Regions from separate parts of the Homo sapiens genome. Here all the other regions are linked to region 2. A link is an interaction called in ENCODE POLR2A ChIA-PET data of the cell type or tissue named here. Cell type or tissue: PC-9. All regions are shown on one strand.

Evidence for each region. ChIA-PET counts read pairs that join two places held together with the same protein. Peaks named below come from ENCODE experiments on the same cell type or tissue, not always from the same donor. Only the 100,000 strongest peaks of a DNase experiment are listed, where the experiment ranks them.
Region 1: POLR2A ChIA-PET joins it to region 2 with 10 read pairs; 4 of 35 experiments call an interaction of 5 or more read pairs at or near these places.
Region 3: POLR2A ChIA-PET joins it to region 2 with 14 read pairs; 5 of 35 experiments call an interaction of 5 or more read pairs at or near these places.

What each region holds. Positions count from the first base shown.
Region 1 is chr4:88,555,720-88,558,219 of GRCh38, reverse strand. It overlaps a transcript of HERC3 not described here. Among named protein-coding and RNA genes, the nearest start is that of PIGY-DT, 33 kb to the right of the region's middle. In PC-9, no CTCF peak of the experiment used is centred here; no DNase peak of the experiment used is centred here.
Region 2 is chr4:88,611,180-88,613,679 of GRCh38, reverse strand. The region is part of intron 3 of HERC3 (HECT and RLD domain containing E3 ubiquitin protein ligase 3); the gene reads right to left. Among named protein-coding and RNA genes, the nearest start is that of HERC3, 20 kb to the right of the region's middle. In PC-9, no CTCF peak of the experiment used is centred here; a DNase peak (open chromatin) is centred at 1,269; H3K27ac peaks cover 2,500 bases.
Region 3 is chr4:88,687,861-88,690,360 of GRCh38, reverse strand. The region is part of intron 23 of HERC3 (HECT and RLD domain containing E3 ubiquitin protein ligase 3); the gene reads right to left. Among named protein-coding and RNA genes, the nearest start is that of NAP1L5, 8.7 kb to the left of the region's middle. In PC-9, no CTCF peak of the experiment used is centred here; no DNase peak of the experiment used is centred here.

The DNA.
Region 1 (2,500 bases), 55 kb after region 2:
TGTGCTGCTATAAACATGCATGTGCATGTGTCTTTTTCATAAAATGACTTATTTTCTTTTGGGTAGATACCTGGTACTGGGATTAGTGGATCAAATGGTAGTTCTACTTTTAGTTCTTTTTTTCTTTTTTTTTTTTTTTTTTTTTTTTGAGTCAGAGTCTCGCTCTCGTTGCCCAGGCTGGAGTGCAATGGTGTGATCTCGACTCACCGCAACCTCCGCCTCCTGGGTTCAAGTGATGCTCCTGCCTCGGCCTCCTGAGTAGCTGGGATTACAGGCATGCACCACCATGCCTGGCTAATTTTGTATTTTTTTAGTAGAGACGAGAAAAATTTTGTATTTTTCTCCATGTTGGTCAGGCTGGTCTCGAACTCCTGACCTCAGGTGATCTGCCCGCCTCAGCCTCCCAAAGTGCTGGGATTACAGGCATGAGCCACTGTGCCCAGCATCCACTTTTAGTTCTTTAAGAAATCTCCATACTGTTTTCCACAGTGGTTGTATTAATGTACACTCCAACTAGCATTGTAAAAGTGTTCCCTTTTCACCACATCCGATCTGAAAGCCCTTGGATGCTTTGCTAGAGCTGGACTTTATTCTTTATATAATGAGACTACACAGAATGATTTTTAAGTCACTCAATGAAATTATCAGTTCCATTCTATATTTATATACATATATACACTTGTATACACACACACACGTATGTGAATATATCAGTGCTAGCAATATAAAGAACAAATATCCACCAAAAATATTGGTGACAGAGGTTGTTTTAGGAATCTAGATGATTCATGAAAACCTGAGTTAATACAAGGTAGCAGGGATGAAGAAGAGACCCATGTAAGTGAAATTTAGGAGGTAGATTTGACTGTATTTATGACTACTTATTGAGTCCATGCTATGAGGCAGGCTAACTACTAAGGAAATAGAAAAGAAAAAATAGCTCTTAACATTAAGTAACTTCTAGTCCAATGATGGATACAAACAGTTAAACCAACTACAAATCAATAGGGAAGTCATTATGATAGAGGTATAATCAGGCGCTATGGTTGCCTAGCAAAGATGTGATTAACTCAAACTAGGGAAAGAAAGGTAAAGGAATTGAAGGATAAGGTGGGAAAGGGAGAGGAAGGAAGAGGTGGGAGCTTTCCAGATGAAGTGAATCTAAAAGGGATAGATGGAGGAAGGGGGAGATGTATGGTCATTTTGCAGAACTGCAAAATGTGTGAATATATGTGAATATAAGGTACATGAGACCATGTGGTGATAAATGAGGCTGAAGAAACTAAGATAAGAATAGGAAAGATTCCAGCACTTTGGGAGGCCAAGGCAAGAGAACTGTTTGAGGACAGGATTTCTAGACCAGCCTGGGCAACAGAATGAGACTTTGACACTATTTAAAAAAAAAAAAATAGAAAGGGCTTCGTGCCATGGAGAGGAATTTGAAATTAGTTTGAAAGCTGTAGGACACCACCGAAGAATCATGGCAGGCAGGCAACAGAATCTAATTGGTGTCTGAGGAAGATGGCTGTGGTGGTAGAGTAGAAGACAGATTGCAGAAGGGTAAGGAAGCCAGGTCAGTAATGATATTAGGACTGAGTGCAAGTAAGGGATTAAGTAAAGGCTAGGATGAAGAGGTAGAATTTATAGGACTTGTGGCTGATCTGATGGGGAGGTTTTAGAAAAAGGAAGTAGCTGTTACCACAGTGATTATTTTCACATAATAGGCTCTCATAAATGTTGATAGAATGTAACTAAATTGCTTTTTTTCTTTAAATGGGTTTGTTTCAACCAACTAATTCTTTCAAAATAAGAGTATTTGTTTCTGTTAATGCTGCTAAAGAGTGTGGTTTTAGAGCTATTAGGGTTTACTTGCATTTTGTTCATGTCTTAACCCATTATTGCAAATGTTTGCAGAAAGCTTTTGGACAGCTAAACAGGTGCTAGTATTCAGAATGATTGCTTTGCACAAAGACACTTGGGGTTTAGCAGCTCCAGGGCACCTCCTATGTAACACAGTTGCTCCTACCCAGATGCTTCATTTTTCACTGAGGGATATTGGAGAATGCAAGATGTTTGAAAAGGCTAGGATGATTTTATGTATCATGTCAAAGAGTTATAGTCTGGAAACATCAACAAAGCAAAATAAATGTGAGTCCTTTGTCATACTTTTACAGCTTCCAGCGTCATCAATTTCAAACCTCCTTTAACTCTTCTTCTGACCCCTCTCCCCAAATCCAACCCAATTATCCATTGGAGACCCCCATGCCTATTATATATCTAATTGGTCAATCCAGTCTATTCTCTCATCTAGGTAACCTTACCAGCTTACTAGCTTCTCACTGGAGCTTAACAGGTCACCAATTTCATATAGAGTAACATTCACTATAATTCTCCTCTCTCCTCATTCTCATCGTATCAAACTTAACCAAGAATAGAATATTCCTGCTCAATCTCTGCTAATAGGATTTATCTGCATCCTCACTTCAGCAACCATTGTCAT
Region 2 (2,500 bases):
AACACGCACTTCAATAACAGGAAGTCATTACAGGGTCCCTTCTATTTCCTTTCAGCTCAGCTGGTTTGCTTTTCAGCAAGAGCTGATTAACATGACAGAGTTATTGCGCCCTTCAGATGCCCGAGAGCAACCTGAGAAGCTGGTTGAAAGCATTACTTCTACCATGGTTAGAAGCAAGCACAGTTTGGGAATTGAAGCTTTTGGACGTTCTGCTTTATAAACCTCATTTATCAAACAGCAGGAAAGCTGTTACATATGGTGATGGGCATTAGGGAAATGCTTAGACTGAATACAAAGTGCGAATGTGAATTGGATTAAATTACCTGCAAGAGGGAAACTAACTCAGGAGAAAGTAAAAGGAACCAATCACAGAGATGAATCAAATAGAGTTGCACAGAAATGTTAGAGCTTGCTTATAAATTGTTACCCTTGGGCTCTGCTATAAGAAGATTTCCTGGTATGTCTACAGAGAATTTTAAAATTTAGCAGAGTCAAATTAGATTACACTAAATAACTGCCCCTACCACGGTTCTTGTCTATTCAAGATAGGGAGAAAGATTAGAAGACACTTATGTAAGTTCAGATATCCCTAATAACACAGAGATTAGCTTACCCTAAAATCCCAATATTAGAAATCAGAGTATGTATGAGGAAAGGAGAACTATTCATTTAGCTGAAGAGTACTGTTTACAATGTGGCTAGGTAGGAATATGAGAGGCATGGTAAATTAAGGTATTTATTGAATCCTTTCTATGGACAACCAGTCTCTAGTTTAATAAAAGAGCTCAAGATTTACTTAATGTCCACTTAGTCACTTATAAAAAATAACATTCAGGAAAAAAAAGCTTATGTTTTGTTTGCTTGCTTTATTAAAAAAAAAGTGGGGAAGGCACACAAGACTTCCTAAAATGCCAGCTCTGTAACTTTATGTCTTAGAAAATTATAAAATAAATTCATGGACAAAAACCATAAGGAAATTAGTAATAACCCTATGATGACTCCAATCACAAAAACTCTGTCTGCTTTGTCGGGGAGGGATGAGGTATATGTCTGAATGCAAAGGTGAGAATGAAGGAGAGAAAAGTCATGTGAGAGAGGAATGTGCAAAAGACTTATAATCCAATACTTTTTTTTAAAGCTGGAAATTGAGTTTAGATGGGGCTTAATATACTACATCTGAAAAATGCTTCTGGGAATCACAGGCCTCTATGCCCTTGGCCAAATCACAAATGAGTCATGGACACACCTAAGCTAGAACTCTGTGTGCTGCCTGACACACTGGGAAAATATCTGGGGCCTGAATAACCAGGAGTTTCAGAATTTGATGTATCTTTGAAATGCCTCCTTCTTACCACACACACACACACACACACACACACACACACACACAGTTGGTCACATAAGGGTATTGCTAATGTGAGAAGTACAGAAATGAGAGTACAAAGAAACCACAGTAGTCTCAGGGTCAGCAACAGCAATAGTTAACTGTTACATATTCTTAAGAAGGAAAAAAAGGATCTCCAAAACCCTTAGAATCACTGAGAGGTGCTTTATATCACTGCTCTGGCACATCTACAGAATGCATCCCAAAAAAATGAATTGATGTGCCTTGCAGCTGAACCAGTTAGAGACAGAGTGTATAACATGGTATATGATGACTAGCAGGACAGAATCAAGGCACACATTAGAAGACTTGTCCAGGTGCATCTCCTACACCAGTACCTTCTTTCAACTTTCCTTCCCCTCAGGAAGGTCAGATTATGTGGCTCCCAGGGTTGTTTGCATTTTAACAGGAAACAAAGTTTCAAGGCAATGAAATAAATTCTCCTCCAGACTAGTGCTAGATGACCATACCCATGCTGGTGGACACCCTGCTAGGACTAGAAATATTAACAAGTCCAATCAGCAAAGTAAGTGTTGATGGTCAGGCATTACTCCATTCACAGCCAGTACTGCAAAGCAAGAAAAAGAAACTTAAGTTTGCCACTTGGGTTCAAAACTCTGTAAGCCACTTGGAGTTGGCCACCATGGAATTAACTCCTTCAACTCACTTCTTCACACTCTCAAAGCCTTAGAGGAACAGTCATACACTCACTTTTTAAAATCCTTCATATTTCAAAGTCAACCAATCTGGGCAATGATACCAAGCTGAAATCACAGACCTGCCCATAACCCCCAGAAAAATCCTCTTTTAAGGAAGGGGCCTTCCATCATGTTCCCTTCCCAAATACCACAGAAGCTACTTGGGGGTAGCATTCCTGTGGGCCAAGACCAACAGATACCTGTAACAAACTAGGCCTGCCACAGACTTCCCTTCCATGTCTAGCAGCTCTCCAGGTCATGGTTCTCAATAAGCAAACACAGAAAACAAGTTCATTCTCTTCTTCCCACTCATTAAAAACAAACGCAAATCATATCCAGATTTAGAACACACCTACCAACGAAAAAGTTAAATGGAGAGAGGGAGGCACCCACCCACATAATCTTTCCATTCAAAGAG
Region 3 (2,500 bases), 77 kb before region 2:
ACCAGGAGGGAAGGGAAATCAGCTGGGCTAACAAATCTGCTTTATGATCTGCCATAAATTTCCCAATTCTAAAAACATTATCTGACTATATGGAATAAAAAGCCTGGTCTTATTAAGGAAATAAACATCCTGAAGATAAATTATTTACTGTTAACAAAAGTACCAATGTTATATAAAGGAAACTGCTTTTAGCCCCAAGAGATTCTTATCAAGGGTTTTGATTGCAACATTCTTACTTGAATCAAGACTAGCCTCTATATTAGGTTTCTAGAGCCAAGATAATTCCATCAACTGAAGCCAGTTTTGTTGGGTGTCTGGGTGGCTTCTGCATCATTTCACTCAACTCTGATACTATAGCTCACTTTCCCCAAAGCTGAGGCTTCTTGGATAGTCTGGAAGGTTAACATGACAAAAAAAAAATGGTTAATGAATGATGTATGAGATCATACTAGCTTCGAGTCGTTTGTTAAAATGTCAAGGATGGGCCAGGAGCGGTGGCTCATGCCTGTAATCCCAGCACTTTGGGAGGCCGAGGCGGGCAGATCAGCTCAGGTCAGGAGTTCGAGACCAGTCTGGCCAACATGGCAAAACCCCATCTCTACTAAAAATACAAAAATTAGCCAGGCATGGTGGTACACGCCTGTAATCCTAGTTATGCGGGAGGCCGAGGCAGAAGAATCACTTGAACCCAGGAGGTGAAGGTTGCAGTGAGCCGAGATTGCACCACTGCACTCCAGCCTTGGAGACAGAGTGAGACTCTGTCTCGAAAAAAAAAAAAAGTAGTCAAGGATGGAAGAAGAAGTCTGTCAATATTTTTTTTTTTTTTTTGGCGGGGGCGGGGGGAGATGAGGTCTTGCTTTGTTGTCCAGGCTGGAGTGCAGAGGCATGATCATGGCTTACTACAGCCTCCACTTTCCAAGCTCAAGTGATCCTCCCACCTTAGCCTCCTGAGTAGCTGGAACTACAGATGTGCACTGCCACACACCTGGCTAATTTTTTTTTTTTTTTTTTACTTTTTTGTAGAGACTTGGTTTTGCTATCTTGCCCACGCTGGTCTTGAACTTCTGAGCTCAAGCAATTCACCCACCTTGGCCTCCCAAAGTTCTGGAATTACAGGCATGAGCCACTGCATCCAGCCCATTCCTATTTTCAAAAGGAAAGATTATGAAAGAAAATCAAGATAGATCACTTGGATAGAGTGAATTTAATAGGATCTCCAATTGCATCTTCCCAACTATTTAGAGGAAGAAGCCAATAAAAGTCCAGAGTGAGTTTTACTTAATTTTCCTGCATGCGTACAAACAGCATCTAGTTTCTCCACATCTGTATCTTTTTTCATAGCTTAAATGAAACCTTGCTTTCCTCTCTAAAGGCTTCCAAAGAAAGACTGTCATTCTCTCACCTTTCCCACCCCCTACCCGCTCTTTCCTTAAGCCAGGAAGTTTCAATGCTAGCCTATGTGCAAATTATGCTCAAATCCTCAAGAGTCTGCATTTTATTCTAACTTATATAGCTCCTCTAAGAAATTACGTTTTCCTTGCTCTTGTTTTTCATTTCACCACTTCTTTCTTGTTGATTCTTGCTGTAAGCGACCTCAAATTTAATAGTGATTGAGGCTCACATAACTAATTAAAAAATATTCATATAAGACTTCTTTATTGAGATATATAAATTTTCTGCTCTAAACACAATCACCTGGGTATCACAAAGACATATCAAAATCAATATATTCAAAATGGAACTTTCCCTTGAACCTGCTTTATAGACTCTGTTTCCTATTAGTGTTTGAATTAGAAACCTCAGCATTATTATCAATATATAACTCTCTCATACCATCCATATATAATCAGACACTAGCTCCTATTTGGTTATATAACCAACTCTGTTTCCCACTGCCTTCATTCTGGCTGTTAACATCCTTTACCTGAGCTACCTCAAAAGCCTCCTAATGGGTATCCCTGCACACGGTCTATTTCCACAGGACCCCCAAAGTAATCTTTCTAAAATAGAAACCAATCATGTTCTACTCCAAGCGCCGTTCAAGGCCTTGATAACCTCCACTCTGATGCTACTATAGTCTCCCTTCATCCGTACACCAGTACCCACTCCACAAGTACCCAACATTCTCTATCATGTGTCAAACTGCAGAGTCCCAACTCATCTGGTGCCTAAAATGTTTCCTCCAACTTGCATTCTTTAGTGTCTGATAAAAGTGTTGTAGCCTCTTACCCTAGTACCGTGGCACCTGGGCTACAACTTCTATCACATACACTGGATTCTATTGCAATTATTCCATACATTGACCCTTCTCAACTAATCCCAAAGCTTCTAAGGATAGAAGTTATTCACCCTCTATACCCAGCACTATGGCTGGCACACAGTGGGCACTCAGTGTTTGTAAAGTAAATTGATTTCATGCAGATTAGCATAATTTAATATAAAAGTAAGCAAAATTGAGTATCTTCTCTCCTCTAAAGAGTTAACTCAGAGATTATGAATC